3 separate regions of the Homo sapiens genome follow, and regions 1 and 2 are each linked to region 3. The links are chromatin contacts, found by Hi-C or POLR2A ChIA-PET in ENCODE. All regions are on one chromosome and are shown on one strand. The core of a region is the stretch at or near the end of the contact, and the rest is flanking DNA. Distances in the headings are between cores, read along the strand shown.

Region 1 (3,890 bases), core at 459-2,958, 540 kb before region 3:
GGTCCCTAAGCATCTATACATGTATAATAGCTGACCATGCTTAAGGTGAGTTGCAGTGAAGTAACCGTCTTGTGAATGTTGTTACTAATAAGCTGATGCTATTGTAATTTTTGCATACATCTTGAAAAATGATCTGATTGGTTCTAGTGCTTCAATATACTAAACTATTTGTATATAGTATTTGTGTTGAGGCACATGTTGGTTTTTCCCTCTCCTGACAGTTATGAAAAAATTATTTTGACTACATTAGTGGTCAATATTCCTAGTTCTGATTATAAATATGTTACTACAATTTCTTCTACTCTTGTATCACCTCTGTTAATAAAATAAAAAAAATTGTATCTCAAATTACATATAATTTAATCCTGGAGTAAGGAATAATACTGTTTTATCTAAGAAGGTATTAAGGGCAGGCTGACAGGTGGAAGAAATTGGGTGTAAACTTTCAACATTCAGATATTTATGGCCTAAAATTCCATCATTATCACTTCATGCCTTTCAATTAAGCTCTAGTTAGTCTCTCTCCAGGTTTCTTTTAAAAGGCAATTATACACATCAAAAGAATAACCAATAAAATCCTGTCATGTTAGTGTAAATTAATTTATCACATCACTCTCCTATATGGTCCCTACAAGATGAGAAGACGAAGCAAGCATGGGAAACTTGGAAATTTGTGGGAATGGAGCACTGGCTGAAATGGAGAATAGAGTATAAAAACATGAAAAGCGAGTGTTGTAATACCTTCATCTTTTCAGCTATATTCAAAAGCCTTTAAAGGAAAGGGATCATATATTCTTACATGACTCATATAACAATTCTTGTCCTCTTAAAAATAAAGCATATATTTACAGGTGAATAGCTAAAGATTTCAGAGATTTTATTGCATATATATCCCAAGATCCCACAACACTTGTTACAAGATCTATTCCTTCAAACCAATGACTTCAGAAATCTTTTTAAACACATTACTGTGTTTCATGATTTAGAGGGCTGTATGCATAACTATGGATACAATAGAATTCCCATGGTGATTATGACAAGCCCCAAGGCAAGTGGTTTTCATCATATTTGTTGTCCCAATGTCACATTTGTCATCATTTTTGTTTGTCATGTCCCAGTGATATAAAGGAATTCATCCCTGCCAAGCCCAAGTTCAAAAGGTGAAGAAATAGACTCCACTCCTTGGTGGGAGGAGCAGTAAAGCTGCACTACAAAAAGGAGATGCTACAGGGATGAGAAGAATGCTTCGCCATTTTTGCAAATTAATCCACATACATTTTATAGACATAAATATAAGTGTGGAAGGATACATAGCAAACTGATAATATTGTCCACTTCAGGGAAAGGATCAGCAAGGGAGACAATATTTTATTCACTTGTATTTGTTTGACTTACACCAAACATACATTACCTTCATAAATTTTATTAAGCAGAGAGTTTTAGTAAATATAAAAGTTATAATAATTATATTTCTATCACCAAAAGTTTAATTTCATGGACACCTTAATTCATTAACACTCAAAAGAATAGAAAATAGAAAGAAAACACCCAAATAGAGCAAGTTTGTCAATATCATAGTACTATTGTTAAAGGAAACCAAAGGAAGAAATGACTTTACTGAATGATCCACAGAATTGTTTTGCAGTTTCACAGCTCACAGATTGTTTTTCACCGGACGCATCTAAGCTTCTAGTGTCGAGTTTCACTTTCAAATGTCAAAGCAACACCTCAGGAAATACACATGGCTCAGCCTGTTGCCTTTGCTTATAAAAAATCGACTCCCTTTTCAGTTAGTACTGATGGATGAAAGGACATTCTCTGATCTTTTCACCAGTAACCAGTCATATAAATCCTCCGATGAGCTCTAATTTAGTAATCTGAAATGTACAGTACTATTCACAAGTTTTTCATGACTCAGAATTTGCAAAGAATTTGATCAGGTTTCCTTTTCTAGTTTTGGTGGTATTGAGTCTGGGGAATTAATATCATAATGATCTATAAAAATGTTTCAGCTGGCTTTCGCGCTCTCTCGCGCTCTCTCTCTTTTTCTCTCTCTTTCGGTTAATATCTTTGCATCTGTGTTTCCACCAAAGAAATTTGGAACACATATCATATGACAGTGTTGTTGACACACCCCATATCTGCTCTTCAGCTTGTGTGGACACTTCTTTTTTCACTAGAGTGCTTTATTATGACTTACCTTGCTACTGTCCTGCAGGTGAACAACCCACAGACTGTGGTACCAAAATGTTTTGCGCTGAAGCTTGTAAGACAGTCACCCCTTGCATTGTTCATTCAGGCTTGATAGGATTCTCTGCAGGAAATCATCTTGAAGAGCTTGTCTTTGAAGAATACCTCTCACCACACAATTGCCCATATCTCAGGCCCTTTTTGTTCAACAGCCAAGTCATCATGTATTAATACTGTTTATACTGCCCTAAAACACAGGGACATCCAAAGGCATGCTACACCAGATAAGAGAATGAAAACCCCCTTCTACCAGTCAATCATCAGCTCTAAGGTCTTATTTCTATATTTCACTGAGTCATTTTGGAAATCATGCATGTGAAAGTCTTTTGATCTTGTATCAGCATTGGGGAAAATGAACAACTTTCTCGTATTGATTTTACAGCTAAAATTTCTCCATCCAACTGAATTGCTCAAATTGGTTAAAATCATAAATTGGCTGAAAACCAATACAAGCGAATAAAACATTGTGTCCCTTGCTGATCCTTTCCCTGAAGTGGACAGTATTATCCGTTTGCTATGTATTCTTCCACCCCTTTCTTTACAAACCAAAACAAATTGGTTAAAATCACAAATTGGCAGAAAATAACAACTTTCCAGTTACTGATTTTTTAAACATAAAGGTAATTTATGTATATCATAAGATCATAAGACTGTTTTATAATTTTTATGTTTTGATTCATTTTACATCTTTTCTTCAGAAAGTATTTGTTTAATGGTCATTTGGTTGCAGTTCTTTGTAAATGTTAATTTATATTTTAGTATTTTTATTTATTTTTGGAAACTATTTCTCACATTATTTGTGTAGCCTAGGTAGTTAGTTTACTGCAGGAAAAGAGTTTTATTGTTATCTGGCCACAAAGGTGATCTCGACGTATCAAATCTTATCAGAAAGTCTCGTCTTAATCTTTACTGAAATCTGGATGTTTCTGTTTACTTGGAATGCTAGGAGGTCCTTTTGAATGTTAGTCAGCTTTACTCTCCTTGTTCTCTAGACTTTTAAAGATATTTTCACAGGAGTCTACTAAAGACACCTTCCCCCCACTCAGCCCCAACCCCACCTCATGCACAGCCTCCTCTCTGGGATTCTGCCTTGTAGCATAAAGAAGGTCTAATTAGGATAAGGATACATCAACAGGCAAGGAGCCAAACACCAGCAGGCAAAGAGCCAAAGACCAGCCTTACTCTCCTTGGTGCAAGAATAAGGCTAAGCTACCAGAGTTCTGTGTTTTTGTTGGCAAAGCTCATGTCGTTTCAGGAAAAAGACTATTCCTGCCCAGGCCCATCTCCATGGTTCCAGAAACCTCATTGTCCTTTAAATATGCAGGCAACTATTCTGGGTTACCTTCACCACCAGCACCATCACAGTAATTCTGAAAATGACAGTTATTGGTGTCTCTGTGCTTTGGGAATACCCTTCTTCCCAGAATCACAGTGCATGTTAGCACTGGTGGCTTCCTCCTCCTCAGTCAGCTATCAAGAAAGCCAGAGATATCATCAGCCTTGGAAAGGAAAGGACAGCCCAACAGCCTTGCCATACAGGATTTTCCAGTAGACCTGATAATGAGAATTCTGAGATTATGTTGGTTAGGCCTGGAATGAAAAAAGAAAAACTCAGAGAGGGCAGGATGACATAGGCAAGG
Region 2 (3,639 bases), core at 438-2,937, 520 kb after region 3:
ACAGGAAAAAAAATATCATCTGAGAGATGGAATATCATTTGAGAGAAAGGAATATGTACTTTATGAACACTAACATTTCCAAAGGAAATGTGGGAATATTCAGCTCTAAATTCTACACATCACCAAGCACTAACAAAAAAAGAAAAAAGGAACAGAAACAGGAACCTTCTGCATCCCAAGTCACGAATGAGCCAAATAAAAAGAATAAAGTACAATCTCGCCAGCATTTTTTCTTGGATACTGTACATTTCTACCTGGTTTTCTATTACTAGGAAACAGATTTCAGTTTTCATAATGCTTTTAAATGGGCTTTTCTTAGCAAATGTCTGCACTCTTCAGGCAAGGCCATTAAGGTAACTTAATCCCTCATGAATTGCTCAGTGGAAGAAATGCTGATTCCTAATTCGAAAATTAATTCCTTAGCTGTTTCTGTATTAAGAGTCATGAGGAAAACCACAGCTACAATTTAGATTCAGAATGTTGTCTTGAAGGCTAGCAAGACAAATAGGAGCTTAGAGAACGGAAGATGATGCTGGGGGAGGGGGCGCAGAGAGAGTGCGAGAAAGATGCTGGTCAGTTCCGAGATGATGCAGGAATGACATGGCACCTGGACAACATAAGTCCACGTCCACCCCCTGCCAAGTCTGTGCCTCGGGCTCTCTCACAATTGCCTGAAGCTGTGAATAGGTGCACACGCAAACACACCACCTTTTATTCTTCGACTCTCCGGGAGGAGAATGGTGGGGAAGCGTCTCTGGATAAAGCTTCACCACAACAAACGACGTCTTTCTCCTCGCACCCCGCCTCCCCAGCTAGAGGCAGGCAACAGTAGACAGCTGAGAGGAACGAGAACCCTGGCGAGAAGGAAAGCATCTCCACCTAAGGGAGGGGGCTCGGGGGATAAAGCCCCACAGCCTCACAGGGAGCCTCACGGAGGGCGACAGGAAAAGGAGGGGGGTGTTGAGCTGGGAAAACAGGAGAGGGGCACTGGGAAGCTTTCGGCGCGCTACGCAGGGAGGCTGCCCGGGGCTGGCGCGCACCGAGGGGGTGGGGGTCGAGCCCGGGGCGGACCCCTCCCCCGACTCCCCGACTGGAGGACAGGGAGGAAATGGCTTTGTATCGCACGATGAAAGGCAGGCAGGAGGGCCACCAGGCGGGGGGTGGCAGGGGACGGAGGATGCCCAGAGCTGGAGGACCCCGCCCGCCCCACGGACACCGCCACTCTGCCCCCCATTCCACTCTGCCCCCCATTCCACCGCAGCGCCTGGTCCATCCACCCTCTGGCTCCCGCTGCCCGTCCACGTTCCAACGGCCCGCAGCGGGGTCGCCCCACTGCCGCATCCTTACTCCGCGCCCTGCGCGCTTACCTGCCCACGAAGTTCTCGAGCACCGAGCTCTTGCCGGCGCTCTGGCCGCCCACCACGGCGATCTGCGGCAGCTCCAGCAGGCAGCTCTGTCCCAGCGCCGAAAACGCGTCCTGCAGACGGTTCACCAGCGGGATCAGCTCCTCCATCTCCCGGTTCCCCATCTTGCCCGAGGGGCCGGCGACCAGCTGGTCCCTGCTCGCCTCTACGACCTGACAGGGAGTAGGGGCCGCGCTGCCCTGGCTGCTGCTGCTGCGCCGGGCTCAGCCAGCCAGGTCCTGGCGCAGACGTCGGAGCCCGCCGCCAGCCCGCCGCTTGGCTCTGACAGCTAACGACCCGCAGCGCGCCTGCGCGGGCGGGCAGGGGCGTGGCCTATCTCCGCGACGCCCCGCCCCCGCCCCGCGGCTGCCCCGCCCCGGGCTTCCCATCGGACCACCAGGCCAGGCGCGCACGCACTGCAGCCCAGCTGCGGCCAGATGCCACGGCCTCTGCGTTCTGTGGCCAAGGCTCAGAGGCCAAGTTACAGCGCCGGGTCAGGAAATGGCATGAAATCAGCAGCAGCGGCAGCGTTGTTCTCTTTCAGCGGCTACCAAGCCAAAGCCCAGTGGAAAGCACTATCGCCGCTAACACCACCACACGATCACCAGCAACAGCAGCACCGCCGCCGCCACCACCGGGGCACCGCTGCCAGACTACACTTCCCGAAAGGAAATCTCCTCTGTCACGCCCTTCTCCAGAATCCGCGATGACTCCTCCCAGGGTGGCAGGCCTGTTGGAGTCTAAATTCTTCAATGTGACATCCATCTAAGGCCCTGAGTGGTCTGACCTTACTTAATTCTTCATCTGTAATGACTCGTCCTCCCCAGCCCCGCATAAGCACAGGTAGAGTCTGTAGGGTTTACCGCCCCGATACACCCCTTTAATCACTCTGGCCTGTGAGACTCCTCATGCCATTTGCCCTCCCGGTCTATCTCCTTCTACCGGATCTATCCAGAACCAGGTACCCTGGACGCATTCTGTGAAATTTAGCACATTGAGAAGTGACTGTGTGTGGGGTCCTGTGCCTGATGATCGGGACACAAAGATAAATGGCCATGCTTCTCTTAGCCTCCACAGACGGTTCCTTTTTAGTCTGCTCCTCAAATACTGATGCTTCGCAGGGTTTCATATATGGGCATTTTCTTGTCTAATGTTTGTCCTCTGCCTGAGGACTTTCCCATAGCTTTAACTCTGAATCAAGGCTGGCGACTACAGAAATTTACATTGCTAGACCCTGTCTCTCTTCTGCAACTTAGACTGTACTCCAAGAGGAGCCCAGAATACTACCTGAGTGTCCTACAAGTACTACAGACTCAATTTATTCAAAACTGAAGTCATCTTTTGTAATCTCAGCATTTAATGTACAGTTCCTTCTAACTCTAAAAAGACATATTAAAATGTTCATAATGTCAAAAAACCTGAAAACAACCCAAATGTCTATCAACAGGTGAATGAATAAACAAACGTGGTATATATATATAGTGAAATAATCTCTGCCACAAAAAAGACTTTTGATATAGCAACAATCTCAGATACATTATGTAGAATGAAAAAGGCCAAAGACCATATTGGTTTGATTTCATGTATGTGAAGTTCTACAACCAGCAAAGCTATTCTATGGTAATAGAAATCGGAACTGTGGTTGTCTTTGAGGAGTGGAGATTGACTGTAGGAGGCATGAGGAAACTTTCTGGAGTGATGGAAATGTCCCATGTCTTGACTGGGATGTGGGCATACATTTGTCAAAACTCCTCAAACTAAACTTTTAAGTGATGTGCATTTTACTGTACATTACATCTCAACTTTTTTTTAAAGCAGCAGAAAAAGACAAATAAAACTGAATGCATCTCCACTGAAGTGGATCTCTATTAGAATGTCTGCCCAGGAAACCTTTTCTAAGAAACACTCCATCCAATGCATGGTTGTAGCCAGAGCAGTCATGAAGATAGAAAGGCATGAAGAAAAACTGAGCCCTGGCCATAGCTGTGTGCACCAGATTGGGCACCTGACTTGAGCTTTACCAATCAAAGCCTTTTCCCAGGAGTATGCAATTGAGAGAGAGATTGGCCTTTGTCTGAGTGACTGAACTATAAGTGAGGAATAACATTGGCAACTATGGTTAGTAAGATTTCACCAGTAGAAGGGAAGTGCTCATCTTCAGAGAAAGAGAAAAGTGAAAAGACACAAGGAGAGGAGCACAGGGAAAGAAGAGGGAAGATCCGGATAGTACCTGTAT
Region 3 (4,207 bases), core at 542-3,041:
CAACCGCAGACTACCTTAAATCCATAGTGTAGTTTTAAAAGGCAAACATGGCTGGAATGCATGATCCAGAGGGGAGCTGGGTGTGTTACACAACAATAGCTCCATTGTTCTTAGCACTTGTTAGACCCTTGCAGGGGCTCTGCATTTTGCCTGAGGCTCTACTGCTCAAATGAAAGGGAGAGCTTGAATATTTAGCAGATATTAAGAAAACGGATTAAAATACTGGAAGTAAAAGTAAACAAATTTGGATGTCTCAGGGTATACAAGAGAAAGTTATTCTATATAAAAATAGTAGGATACTATCTATAAAGTGAAAAATAGTTGTTTTACATTTGAATTAAAGCACAAAGAGGAGTCAAAATGCATCAGATGATGATTTAGCTTTGCTATAAGAAGGAACTTCCTGACACCTATTATTATATGTAAGACCAAGTGGAGATAGAAAACTTTGCATTTTATTTTGTTTTGAATGTTCATAATTCCAAATTGATTTGGGGTTCATCTTACCTTTGTACATCCCTCAGTGGATTATAAAGATAGCTAAATGAGTTATTTACCCAGAGGGATATGGTAATATTGAATTAGGCATCTTACAAAATAAATTTGTGATGAAAATACTAATATGTACACTTTTAAAAATTATAAGGAAACAACTAATTTTTTTAAAAAAATCAATTTTAGTGTGCTAAAGTAGACTAAATAGTAGACTAAACTATCTGTTGCATTTTTTTCCTCCAAGGTCATAGTATACAGTTGATTATAGGAAAGTCTTGTGTTTTAATGGAAAATAGGGCAAAGGTTATGTGCAACAGGAATCCAGTCATGTGGAGCTTGCAGAACGCAGGTTAGGCTCATAAAACTGCTCATTAAAATGCTGTGTTCTGAAGCAAAAGCAAATAAATGAGCTCAGGGAAAAGAGCCGCAGAAAATTGTCTAGAAATATTTCCATGAAAGACTGTGAAAATAGTCCTTCCCAGTCATAAGAAACGTGCAGATATTGCTTATACAAATAGCCCACACTTAAAAGACTTTTAAATACCTTCCCTGAAATGCTGGTTTTGACCTTCTGCCAAGAGCTACTTAAGGTTTTTTTTTTTTTATTTTTCTGAATAGACTGTATGATGAGTAAAAAATAAAAAGGCATATACACCAGAAGCTTTTAAAACAACATGAGAAGAACAGTTTGGTTATTACTCCCTACTCCAAATTGTAGTTTAAACTTAGCAAGTTCACAAGTTCTACAATGGTTTTAAATGCCAATCTCAAATTAAAGAAATTAAGACAAAAAAAATCTTCAAGATTTATAGGGCTCCCTGATTCTCTACATTTTACTATCTTACAGTAGAGAAAACATAGATTGAGGAATCTAAAAAAAAAGTAATAGTTATGGCTTGCTGGCAAAATAATGAACAGCAAGAAGATTTCTAAGAAGACAGCCCCAAAGCAATTCAGACAGACCATGCTTACACAACGGCTGGCTGGTCTATGCGGCCTCAAGCCAAAAACAACAGCCAGCAGCTCCCATCACTTAGAAAGGAAACTGCACTACTTGATGCTGATTAAATGTGTGTGTGTGTGTGTGTGTGTGTGTGTGTGTGTGTTTTGTGGGAGTTGTTCAGATGCCCATCTGATTTTCAGTATAAATTCAGTGATGCCCCAGGCCCCGTCTGAGCCACCAGAGGGGCAACCAGGTGAAATCTCACCATGCTAAGTGATTAACCAGAGTGAAGCCAGCTCACAGAAAACAGACTGCTCCAGAAAGAAGCACAAGTAATGAGTCATGTGGTCTGAAATCATACCGACTACTCTGTCTGTGGCTTTTTTTTCCTTGCACCATTTCCACAGTGTGTTAGAATCAGGAAGGGAGACCCGGAAAGGAGTCAAATATGAGCATGGAAATTTTATGTGCTTTTTATTATCTTAAGTAAAAAGAATTACCAGTGGCAACATTCCCTTTATACTTCTACAACTTATTTTATCTCAAGAAAAGCAGTCTGGAGCTGGCTTGTGAGAAGCAATGAATCAAACTGAGAGAGACTCCTTCTAAAAGCCAGGCTGGATCACAGCAGGCTTCTGGCCAACATTTACTCTGCTGTTTCAGTCAGGTTTCACTGCTGTTGTTGCTGTTTCATTCTGGTGGGGGAGGGAGCTGACTGAGAGTCTTGTAGAGATTTGGCTAAAATAAAAATAGAGCTATTTTACAAAGCTAAACCAACTCACATCCTGTGAGATAGCCTAGATGTTTGATAAACCACATCTTGGCAACAACAGCTCATCTCTGAGTTAGCTGTAAAAAGGGATTTTCCTAATTCATCCAGCTCTAAACAAAATAACCCGCTCTTCTTTCTTCCCACTGGTGTTTGACATACCTTATTCAGGAATAATTATTTCTTTTACTTTAGTAGATTTTAAAAGCTAGCATTGTTCTTTCCATAGTGGTCATTTACATTTTTACCTACGCACACACACATATACACACGCGCACATTCTTGCACAAGTTAGCAAGATTTAAAGCCTCTCATTTTTTATTCTTGAAGTCCCGAAAGGGAAACTGCTATTCATGTGCCAAAGAACACAGCCATTCATTATTATTTTTTCTTTATTTCTCTCTGTATACCCTCCCAATAGGATTAAAAGCGGTCTGGGATGTAGGGTATGAAGGCAGAAGAAGGAGAGGAGTGGGAGGTAGGAAAAGATGGCATTTTAATAGCCTCTACCACACTGATTCAGCACAGTAGGAACCTTGTGCTTCAGACTCAAACTGTTTCCTTCCTGTTCAGCATTGCACTTGGCCCACTTTTCCTGAAGCCATGCATTGATGTCTGTGGACAGAACTGGAGGTAACATATAAATGGCCTTTCTTAGAATATGGGAGGATGGAGAGGTCTAAGGAAGCTATCATTAACACTATCTTTGATTTGTAAAATAATTTTCATCTTGAAATAATTTGTCTTATTAAAAGGTTGAAAATTAATACAAAGAATTCCTGTACATCCTTCACCCAGATTCTTCGAATGTTAGTATCTTACAAAACTACACAACAATGATCAAGATAAGGAAATTGACATTGTAATACTATGACCCAGGATCTAATCCTCAATCATGTATTACATTTAGTTATGCCTCTTTAGTCTCCTTTAATTTGGAGCAATACCTCAGTCTTTTTTCATCTTTTATGACCCTAATAATTTTGTACAGTATTGACCAGTTATTTTGTACAGTGTCCTTCAATTTGATGTTTCCTCGTTATTAATTTCAGGTTGTGCATTTTTAGCAAAAACACGCCACATAAATGGTGTGTCTTTCTCAGTGCATTACATCAGGAGACATGTGATGTCGATCTGTCTCATTACTAGTGATGTTAACTTTGATCATTTGGTTAAGATGGTGTCTTCCAGGTTTCTCCACTGTAAAGTTTCTATTTTTTCTCCTTTGAAATTAATAAGTATCTTGCGGGTGATATTTGAGGCTATGTGAATATCCTGTTTCTCATCATACTTTTACCTACTCATTTTAACATCCATTGATGATTCTTAAGAGAAACTATTACTGTGATGTTTTGCAAATGGTGATTTTTAAATTTTGATCTTCTCTTCTAAATTAATTAATTATGAGGAACAGCTTTCCCTTCTCCTTCATATAATTACTCATTCAACTGTTTATTTATGTAAGTATGGATTCTTATTTTATTCTATGGATTATAATCCATTACTGTCATTATTTTATTTCTGAAATTGTCCCAGATTTAGTCATTGGGAGCCTCCTGTAATTTGCCTCTTGTATCTTTTTCACATATATCCCCATAAGGTTTTGAGCACTTCCTTACTTTCTAGCATCATGAGACATTCCAGGCTCATCTTGTACTTTCTCTGCCCCAGTCCTGGAATTTCTCCAAGGATCCTTGGCTCCATTTATTGAGAGATAGTATAAAGTAACCTTATCTTTTTCTGTGAGTCACAGTGAGTACATAACTCTCCTAGTGGTAAAAAGTCACCAGCATGTGGGTGGAGAGAAACAAAGGTCCTGTACTTCCAGTGTTGTGGGGGTACAGTTTTCATAACCATAAACTTTAATATAATAATGTCTTTCCCAGCTCAGCCTAAATTGGAAATCCTTGCTTAGGTAATGACCTGGAATCATAATAGAATGTGCAAGATCAACACAATTAAAAAAAAAATTCTGAGGAGTCTATGGCTCTTTCATTACA

What was found. Hi-C counts contacts between places; a loop is a spot of excess contacts on that map. ChIA-PET counts read pairs that join two places held with the same protein, here RNA polymerase II (POLR2A). Pooled maps may share reads with other maps.
Region 1: a pooled map shows a loop between it and region 3 (9-fold over the local background). The contact joins two enhancer-like sites. A Hi-C loop is called at or near these places in 1 of 37 single-sample maps with no recorded cell type and 5 of 50 pooled maps. POLR2A ChIA-PET finds 5 or more read pairs at or near these places in 2 of 52 experiments (OCI-LY7 and activated CD4-positive, alpha-beta T cell).
Region 2: a loop to region 3 is called in a pooled map, with 2.8 times the contacts of the local background. The contact joins the promoter of DNM3 here to the enhancer-like site in region 3. A Hi-C loop is called at or near these places in 2 of 50 pooled maps. POLR2A ChIA-PET finds 5 or more read pairs at or near these places in 2 of 52 experiments (WTC11 and activated CD4-positive, alpha-beta T cell).

What each region holds. Positions count from the first base shown.
Region 1 is chr1:172,893,174-172,897,063 of GRCh38, reverse strand. No RefSeq gene overlaps it. Among named protein-coding and RNA genes, the nearest start is that of TNFSF18, 160 kb to the left of the region's middle. Within about 2 kb of position 1,708, at least 7 of the 41 ENCODE cell types and tissues checked have a DNase peak (open chromatin) inside an H3K27ac peak, as active enhancers do; they include OCI-LY7, where a contact is called at or near this core.
Region 2 is chr1:171,839,546-171,843,184 of GRCh38, reverse strand. It overlaps DNM3 (dynamin 3), which reads right to left and starts at 1,687. Exons shown (of 21, transcript NM_015569.5): 1 at 1,368-1,687. The coding sequence starts at 1,528. RefSeq lists an enhancer at 1,263-1,442 and a silencer at 1,643-1,872.
Region 3 is chr1:172,356,520-172,360,726 of GRCh38, reverse strand. All of the region lies in intron 17 of DNM3 (dynamin 3), which reads right to left. Among named protein-coding and RNA genes, the nearest start is that of C1orf105, 62 kb to the left of the region's middle. RefSeq lists enhancers at 1-353, 1,834-1,913. Within about 2 kb of position 1,791, at least 36 of the 41 ENCODE cell types and tissues checked have a DNase peak (open chromatin) inside an H3K27ac peak, as active enhancers do; they include OCI-LY7, where a contact is called at or near this core.